3 separate regions of the Homo sapiens genome follow, and all the other regions are linked to region 3. A link is a contact called in ENCODE Hi-C or POLR2A ChIA-PET data. All regions are on one chromosome and are shown on one strand. The core of a region is the stretch at or near the end of the contact, and the rest is flanking DNA. Distances in the headings are between cores, read along the strand shown. Region 1 holds the start of CBLN3 (cerebellin 3 precursor). Region 2 holds the start of NEDD8-MDP1 (NEDD8-MDP1 readthrough). Region 3 holds the start of C14orf119 (chromosome 14 open reading frame 119).

Region 1 (2,883 bases), core at 1-2,500, 1.3 Mb before region 3:
CGTTTTCCTTGGGGCCCTCCAGCTGCAGCCAGATGTGGGGGTTGTCCGGACAGTCCTTCGGAAGGACGCTCACCCCCACGCTGAAGATGCGCTCCACATGGGGCTGCTGTTCCCGAACCTTGTTCTCAGCCTCCGCAGACACCGCAAAGCGATCTGGGGACGCGGGGCGGGCCCCCCAGGTAGGCATGGCTGCTGCCCCCAGCCCTGGAAGGGGAGAAGGCAGCTCAGAGCCTCATTGTACCCTCCATCCAAATCCTGGTTCCTGGGACTACACCAGCTATCAACAGGTCGCACCTAGTTAAGGCTCTGGTAAACAGCCCCAGGAGGTGACAAGCATCTGAGTCCACTGGAGGTAGGGAGGGTGTATGTCACGCAGGCCTCTCCGGAGAGGAAGTCCCGGTAAACAAGGCTGTCTATCGAGAGTGGGCGTCTGGGCTTTGGAAAAGGATGACCACAGTCCGGAGCAAGAAGGGTGGGGGGGCTCCAGCTCGGCCTGGAGGCCAGAAGGAGTCTCCTGGGGCACTCTGAAGCTTCTTAAGGACGAATCCTCAGCAGGGGATTGAACTAGGCTGTCCTCTGGGGGCCCTGGTCTGCCATTTCCAAGGTTCAAGCCACTCCCACCCCTCCCCCAGCCGTCCGCTGCCCCTCTCCGTCGGGCCAGGAGCACCGCCCAGGGCCCAGGGGCCGGGCCGGGCCGGGCCCGCCCACCGCGGACTGGGGCAGCCACCCCGGGCCGGGCCTACTCCGCACCGCGGCCCCCGCTCCCCGCTCCCGGGCGCGGTGGAGGGGCGCGCCTACCGCCTCCGCCGCCCGCGCCGGCTTCAGGTCCTCTCAGCGCCCGCCAGGCCCCCGCTTTGCCCGCGCCCCCAGCCCAGGGGACAAGGGCAGGGGGCCCGAATCTGGGCGGGCCTTCCCGGGTTCCTCACCCAGCGGGGACCTCTCTTGTCCACATCGCACGCAAACTGTTTCTTGAGTCACTTCCTGGCCTGGGGCGGAGTCAGCCCAGCTCCTCCCGGCTGCGCGCCCTCCTCCCAACCCCGCCGCCGCGCCCAGAGGCCCCGACGGGCCCGCTCGGCCTAGTCCCCTCGGCGGCTCCAGGGCTCGCCCCTTGCGCTTCTCACCAGCCCTCCCGTCTGTCTCCCGGCCCTCAGGGTCCTCGCGCATTCTGCGCAGTTACTTCTCGGAAAGGGGAACCATGCGTTGAAAGTTGTTTCCCGCGAATAAAGATGTGGCCGACCAAAGAGGCAGCGTGACTGGCCCACTGGTGCTCTAGGCCCAAGCACTTTCCACCAAAGCAATCGTGGCGGAGGGGGTAGGCGGGAGGCGGGAGGCGGAGGGTACCCGTGGTGGAGTACCCCTTTCTTCCAACAAACGGAAAGATGCCACGAAGAAGGGCTGTTGATTTGTGGGGGATTTTGAAGAGAGGAAGAGTAGGAGGAAGGGGTTGAGGGGCTGCCTCTGGCATATGCACACACTCACACATTCTGTCACACCCGTCACACACACATACCATGTTCTCCATCCCCCCAGGTCCAGCCCTCAGTGCTGTCCCATCCAGCAGGGCTGCCCTGAAGCTCTGGCTGCAGCCCTCCCGTCCAGTGGGCAGGCGGCTTCATCCCTCCTTTCTCTCCCAAAGCCCAACTGCTGTCACTGCATGCTCTGCCAAGGAGGAGGGAACTGCAGTGACAGCAGGAGTAAGAGTGGGAGGCAGGACAGAGCTGGGACACAGGTATGGAGAGGGGGTTCAGCGAGCCTAGAGAGGGCAGACGATCAGGGTGCCGGCGGTGAGAATCCAGGGAGAGGAGCGGAAACAGAAGAGGGGCAGAAGACCGGGGCACTTGTGGGTTGCAGAGCCCCTCAGCCATGTTGGGAGCCAAGCCACACTGGCTACCAGGTCCCCTACACAGTCCCGGGCTGCCCTTGGTTCTGGTGCTTCTGGCCCTGGGGGCCGGGTGGGCCCAGGAGGGGTCAGAGCCCGTCCTGCTGGAGGGGGAGTGCCTGGTGGTCTGTGAGCCTGGCCGAGCTGCTGCAGGGGGGCCCGGGGGAGCAGCCCTGGGAGAGGCACCCCCTGGGCGAGTGGCATTTGCTGCGGTCCGAAGCCACCACCATGAGCCAGCAGGGGAAACCGGCAATGGCACCAGTGGGGCCATCTACTTCGACCAGGTAATCCCCCTACCCCTGTCCAGGGGACCTGGAAAGACCCTGCAAGGACCTGGAAGCAACTGTCCAAGCCCACTTTGCTGTCTCTGAGGCTTTAAGAAAACAGCTTCCTACATCTTTCACTAATCTGGCCTATTGCCCCACCACCCCACCGACGGTTTCCCCTCCCTCCACCCATACGCAGCCCTCTCCTTGCCCCTTCTCACCATTTCTTTTGAATCTGTTCACTCCTATTCACTCCTACTTGCCACTCCTTCTATTCATTACTCACTGCCCCTGCCCCTAGTCCCCATGGTACCCCTGAGCCATGGGCATTTCCTGAGCCCCACTCAGCAGGCTCTGCTTCCCCCAGGTCCTGGTGAACGAGGGCGGTGGCTTTGACCGGGCCTCTGGCTCCTTCGTAGCCCCTGTCCGGGGTGTCTACAGCTTCCGGTTCCATGTGGTGAAGGTGTACAACCGCCAAACTGTCCAGGTGACCTCAGCACTGGCCCCCATCCCCGGCTCAGGAGGGTGGGGAGGGGGAAGAAGGGGAGCCCAGCTGACCTCCGGGTGGACTCTCCATTGACCTGTGTCCTGGAGGCCAGGACCAGGGGAGGAATGGGCCTGCCTTGCATTGAGTGTGGAGGATGTGCAGAGTCCAATGCTGGCCGCCCCTCAGCCCTCCCGGGAGAGCCCATTAAAACCCAGCTTCCCAAGAGGAAGCTCCTGGGAAAGTGGGGGGTC
Region 2 (2,729 bases), core at 1-2,500, 1.1 Mb before region 3:
GCATGAGGAAAGCCCTACCTTACAGAGAACCTTGGCCATCTCAAAGGTGCCCACAGTATCCATATTGGCAGCAATGATGGGAACCCCAGAGTATGTCTGCTTTGAGTTCCGAAATGAAAAGGATCTTGTGAGATCCACCTGCAGATATGAACAGGAAATTGACCATTTCATTAATCCAAAAAACGTACCATATTAGGACAAGGACAGGCATCTTTCTTGGTTGTGGCCCACCGGGAGCGTGGGGTCAAGAAACAGCAAGTAGAGAAGCTTGCTCACCTCACTTCGAGACTTAAGGGTACTGCGTTTGGGCCTCAAAAGGACATCCTTGAAGTCCAGTTTCACATCGTTGTCAATATGAGGCATGGCGCTTAGCCTCGGGGTAGCGATGAATCTGAGGGCTGGAAGGCAGGAAGTCATAAGGACCAATCTTCCCCTGGGCTTTAACGCCCTGTTACGGCTGGTGGCCTCTCTTCGCTTAAGTTGTGGAAGGTCGGGCAAAGGCCGAAGTGTGGTCCCTGAAGCCTGTCACCTCGACCCATCCCGTGGCTGCGATTACCCTAGGGCTCCATCCCAGGTACTGTTTGTTGGGGAGGAGAGCTGGGAAAGGGTTGTGAGAGACCCTGACGGTGCATTCCTTACCCCGCTACACTTCCTTCTTCTACCCCTGCAAAGAGCAATGGGGCAAGAGGCTGATTTAGGGGAACGAAGGAATGTTGGCGACGGGGGGCGGGGAGGGTTCATAACTAGTTTCCGGAATAGAGGTACTCACTTCCTGTTGCCTTGGTCCAGGCGGCAGTTGACCAAAGACCACCTTGCTTAGCAACTAACCTCGTGCAATCCCGCTAAGCCTTCTGGGCCACGCCAACAGGTTCCTCTAGTTGCCGGCGAGAACTACTAGCCGACGAATTCCAGCTTCGGCGGCGGCAGGGCGAGGCCTTCTGGATAACAGAGTTCACGCACTGAGGTTGCTGTTGGATCCGAGGGGGTTAGACTACAACTCCCAGGGGGAAACGGGCGGGACCGCCTCCTGGCACGATGGGAGATGTAGTTCGTTCTGCCCCCACTTTTCGCTAGCCCGGGCTCGCCAGGGACTCTCAGAATCGCAGAGTCGTCATCTCTGCTGTTGCTAAACTGGATGCCTCATTCCAATTTACGACGTCACTGAACCGAAACGCGGGAGCAACCCTGAGCCTTTCCGGAACCCAGTGGGGGGGGGGGGGGGGGTGGAGCCAGACAGTGACCCGGAAGTAGAAGTGGCCCTTGCAGGCAAGAGTGCTGGAGGGCGGCAGCGGCGACCGGAGCGGTAGGAGCAGCAATTTATCCGTGTGCAGCCCCAAACTGGAAAGAAGATGCTAATTAAAGTGAAGGTGGGAGCACCTCCAGCCTTGCCAAGACGCAGTAGTACTGGGCTGGCAGCAGTGCCTTACGGGAGACGTGGGGAAGGAAAACCACGCCTTTCCCTAGCCTGGAGGACGCTGACTGCCTCAGGGCTCCGCGCGAGGGGTGGTGGGAAATAGGGGGACCCAGAAGGGCTTTGAGAGCGGGGCCCAGGTCCCACCTGACGACCCTGGGGTATTTTGCCATGCCTGCTTTTTTGCCAGGACTGTGCTATCACCCAGAATGGGGTCGCTTTTGTCGGGTCTCACTGTATTCGAACCCCCGCAGTCATAGAGAAGGCCTAGCAGCGGCTTGACTCCCCCGTCTCTCAGATTCTTGGAGTAAGCGCTGCTCTCCATTCTTCATTCCCAGGGTACCTGCTTCTCCCAGTCCCTAACGTAGGTCGCCTCCGAGCACAGCCCTAAAATCGGGGCCTCCCAAGGGCTAGACTATGAGCCTTTACTGGTGGTTGCCAAGGTGTGGTATCTCACCCGTCCTACAGGAACCAAAGCGGGGAGTGTGTTCAGTCAGTACCTGCCTTTCTGAGCCTGGCATCCTGGACCAGCCTCACTTCCTTGGCTGAGGCAGGTTAGTTACCGCTGCCCTAGTTCTTGCTACTAGCCATGGTTTCCTTCATCTGCATCTCTCAACTCCCGTGGTGGTTCTTCACCAATTTCCAGCCCTCGTTAGTCCTATCTGCTGTTTCCTCTTTTGTGCCTTCAGACAGACAGAGACCCCCCCCCCCACGCCCCCCTCAAAAAAACAAAACTGCTGACAAGTGAAGTCTAATGCTAGTTTGGCCTTTTTGTAGCTAAGTAAATCTATCGTTATTTCATCAGCTTCTTAGCATATTTACCGTACATAATAGTCATTCTTAACCTTCTCTTCCCCAGTCCTTCCAAACTACTTCTTAGCTAAGATTTGAGGTCTAGTATTAAAATAGTATGTTAAAGATGATTTTTTTTAACGTTGAGTAGCGGCCTATATAAGAGTCGTAACATCAATTTAATAGGTGAATGGGTCACTGGCGCCATTAAAAAGAGAAAATAGGCTGGGCGCGGTGGCTCACGCCTGTAATCCCAGCACTTTGGAAGGCCGAGGCAGGCCGATCGCTTGAGCCCAGGAGTTGGAGACCATCCTGGGCAACATGGCGAAACCCTGCCTGTACAATAAATTCAAAAAATTAGCCAAGGGTCTGGGCGCATGCCTGTAGGCCCAGCTATTCGGGAGGCCGAGATGGGAGGATTGATTGATCCTGGGATGTCGAAGCCGCGGTGAGCAGTGATGGCACCACTGCACTCCAGACCCTGCCTGAAAAAAAAGGCCGGGCCCAGTGGCTCACGCCTGTAATC
Region 3 (2,725 bases), core at 4-2,503:
AAAAAATAAAAAAATTAGTTGAGCGTAGAGGTGCCTACCTGTAGTCCTAGCTACGTAGGAGACTGAGGTAGGAGCATCACCTGAGCCCGGGAGGTTGAGGCTGCAGTGAGCCCTGATCGCGCCACTGCACTCCAGCCTGCGTCAGAGTGGAGGGACCCAGAGTGGAGTGACAAAAAAAAAATTTTTTTTTTTTTTTAGTATGGTATCTATTGGTGCCTTGCAATTTTTTTTTTTTTTTTTTTTTTTTTTGAGACGGAGTCTTGCTCTGTCACCCAGGCTGTAGTGCAATGGCGTGATCTCAACCACTGCTTCCTGGGTTCAAGCGATTCTCCTGCCTCAGCCTCCCGAGTAGCTGGGACTATAGGCGTACGCCACCACGCCCGGCTAATTTGTTTGTATTTTTAGTAGAGACGGGGTTTCACCATATTGGCCAGACTGGTCTCCAACTCCTGACCTCAAGTGATCCGCCCGCCTCGGCCTCCCAAAGTGCTGGGATTATAGGCGTAAGCCACCGCGCCCGGCACCTTGCCACTGATTTTGCATCATGAATGCAACGGAAAGATCAGCCAATTTGACTTTAATAGTTTTCAGTCTCTTAAATCTCTAACGTATCTCTTAAATCTCTAAACTATTTGTCTGTGACCTATTTTACTGTTTGTGTTTCTTCTGCATCAAGTTGGAGGATTGGTAGTGACAAAGAAAGAAGCCCCTAAACAATTAATATTAGTTCAAGTACCAAAAAAGTTCAGGGCGCTTGCATTTTCCAGTTCTTGCCCTACAGGAAGCAGTTCCTCCAAGGGAACTTACTCTCTTCTGCGGAGCAAGGAAGAACTTTCCCAGAATCTTGCCACATGGCTTCCAAGGCAAACTCAAACTCAAGTTCAGCGTCATAGATCAGTTCATAGTCTGGGTCCGAAGACACGGCGATGCTTCTTGCGCACCCCCACGGAGCTTGTTATTCCGATTCCGCACCAGCCCCCCGCCCCTCCCCAAAAAAAGCCTAAGATGGGAGTGGCTATGATTCAGAGGACAGAGGGCAGAAGCTGTTTGCGTTAAGGAGTGGGGGGCTTGCCCTATTAAGGTAATCCGCAAACACCGAGTCTGACCCGGCCCATAGAGGTACTTCTACCCCGCTTACCTCCCCTTTTCTCTCGAAGGGCACCCGAAGATTGTCACGAGTCCTTAGACTCCAACTACTGCGGCAGCTTCCAAATTTCCTGAAAACCCTAAGCTGGGCCAGCCCGGCAGCCCACGCACTTCCGGCCTCGGACCCGCCCCAAACACCCAAGCGCCCCAGCGCCTCATCTCTAGGTCCGGAAATAAACGAACATCTCCGATTATGGTTATACCAGGGTCGAGGGTTTCCGAATATATTCGATTCAAAGCTTCGGCAAGACGAAGAAAACCGAGCCTGAAAGCAGGGCGAGAAAAGGGGCGCTGCAGGGCGGATGGAAAGAATTGATTGGTAACGATGTGGAGACGGAAACATCCGAGGACATCCGGAGGAACCCGGGGAGTTCTGAGTGGTAATCGAGGGGTAGAGTATGGCAGTGGGCGGGGTCATCTCGGTACGTTCGAAGGGCGTTGGCGGAAATTACCGAAGATGCCCGAAGCCGTCGGGACGGACCCGAGTACCTCACGCAAGATGGCGGAGCTGGAGGAGGTGACTCTGGACGGGAAGCCTCTTCAGGCGCTGCGGGTGACCGACCTGAAGGCCGCACTGGAGCAGCGAGGCCTAGCCAAGAGCGGGCAGAAGAGTGCCCTGGTCAAGCGGCTCAAAGGGGTGAGGAGTCGGCGTTGCTGGGGTGTCGGAGGAGAGCGGACCCGGTAGAGACGAGCCTCTGCCGCGGCGCAGGCGCAGTATCCGGGCTCGGCGCGAGCTCGCTCAGGCCGCCAGCGCGAGCCTCTGGATCCGCGCGCACGGTGGTTGATGAGGTTCGCGCTGGAATGGAGATCGCGCCGGTTCCCGCCTTAACGGCAGCAGCGCGAGCCCAAATGGGAGGGTGTGCACTACTCTCCAGGAGTGTCTTAAGCTCCTTCCTCCTTCCCCCACCCCCTCCTTGTTTGTATCTGTGGTTTCGGCGCATGCGCTGCAGAAGGAGTTAAATCCCACTACAACCTACGGCGTTGCTGGCCTGAGGGGGGCGAGTTGGGCTGGGTCGGAGTTAGGGGTATAGTTGCGCGAAGGGGTGGATGGGGTTGGTATCGGTATCTGCACGAATAGGACTGGGGTAGGGTAAAATGTCTGCTCGATTAGATGAGGAGGTGAGATGAAGAGAGACCTTTATTTGAAGGGACTTGATGAGAGAGAGGTCTCTAATTTAGTGGCATCTAGTGGCAATTTGGGTGGTTAAGAGTTTGGTGAATATTGGTGAGAGAGGCGAGGCAGGTTGATATATATTGGGGATTTTGAATCGGTTTGAGTAGATTAAGGTGGGATTGTCATGAGGTAGGTGTAGCTCGATTCAAGTGTATAGGTTTGGTTTAAAGAAGGGAAGATGAGGATGTCTTGGTTTTAATTAGAGTTCAACAGGATACGTGGCAGGTAGTGCAGATTAGGTCTGGGTTGGCTCCAGGGTTGAGTTGGCAGACCGTTGCTTATACAGAAGCTGATAGTTTTGTGTGTGTGTGTTTGTGTGTGTGTGTTTGTGTGGATAGACTAGGTTAGACCACAGTTTACAGGGTCTGTGGTCATTTTCTTCTGTAGCTTCCTCTTTGAAAATTT

The links. A loop is a pair of places that touch in the nucleus more often than their neighbours do. ChIA-PET counts read pairs that join two places held with the same protein, here RNA polymerase II (POLR2A). Pooled maps may share reads with other maps.
Region 1: a loop to region 3 is called in a map of B cell, with 9 times the contacts of the local background. The contact joins the promoter of CBLN3 here to the promoter of C14orf119 in region 3. A Hi-C loop is called at or near these places in 1 of 168 maps with a recorded cell type or tissue (B cell), 1 of 37 single-sample maps with no recorded cell type and 4 of 50 pooled maps. POLR2A ChIA-PET finds 5 or more read pairs at or near these places in 1 of 52 experiments (HepG2).
Region 2: a pooled map shows a loop between it and region 3 (7-fold over the local background). The contact joins the promoter of NEDD8-MDP1 here to the promoter of C14orf119 in region 3. A Hi-C loop is called at or near these places in 8 of 50 pooled maps. POLR2A ChIA-PET finds 5 or more read pairs at or near these places in 6 of 52 experiments (CD4-positive, alpha-beta T cell, HepG2, IMR-90 and 3 more).

Annotation. Positions count from the first base shown.
Region 1 is chr14:24,428,035-24,430,917 of GRCh38, reverse strand. CBLN3 (cerebellin 3 precursor) reads left to right here and starts at 1,250. Exons shown (of 3, transcript NM_001039771.3): 1 at 1,250-2,163; 2 at 2,513-2,632. The coding sequence starts at 1,864. It overlaps KHNYN (KH and NYN domain containing), which reads right to left and starts at 964. Exons shown (of 8, transcript NM_015299.3): 1 at 799-964; 2 at 1-204. The coding sequence starts at 187. RefSeq lists enhancers at 1-233, 378-557 and a silencer at 588-1,127.
Region 2 is chr14:24,230,888-24,233,616 of GRCh38, reverse strand. NEDD8-MDP1 (NEDD8-MDP1 readthrough) reads left to right here and starts at 1,250. Exons shown (of 7, transcript NM_001199823.3): 1 at 1,250-1,367. The coding sequence starts at 1,350. NEDD8 (NEDD8 ubiquitin like modifier) reads left to right here and starts at 1,250. Exons shown (of 4, transcript NM_006156.3): 1 at 1,250-1,367. The coding sequence starts at 1,350. GMPR2 (guanosine monophosphate reductase 2) reads right to left here and starts at 688. Exons shown (of 10, transcript NM_001002002.3): 1 at 640-688; 2 at 277-398; 3 at 19-138. The coding sequence starts at 363. RefSeq lists enhancers at 1,060-1,354, 521-1,386.
Region 3 is chr14:23,094,033-23,096,757 of GRCh38, reverse strand. C14orf119 (chromosome 14 open reading frame 119) reads right to left here and starts at 1,253. Exons shown (of 2, transcript NM_017924.4): 1 at 1,139-1,253. ACIN1 (apoptotic chromatin condensation inducer 1) reads left to right here and starts at 1,622. Exons shown (of 19, transcript NM_001386863.1): 1 at 1,622-1,783. The coding sequence starts at 1,646. RefSeq lists enhancers at 819-1,342, 1,222-1,431, 1,452-1,531, 1,343-1,866, 1,572-1,881.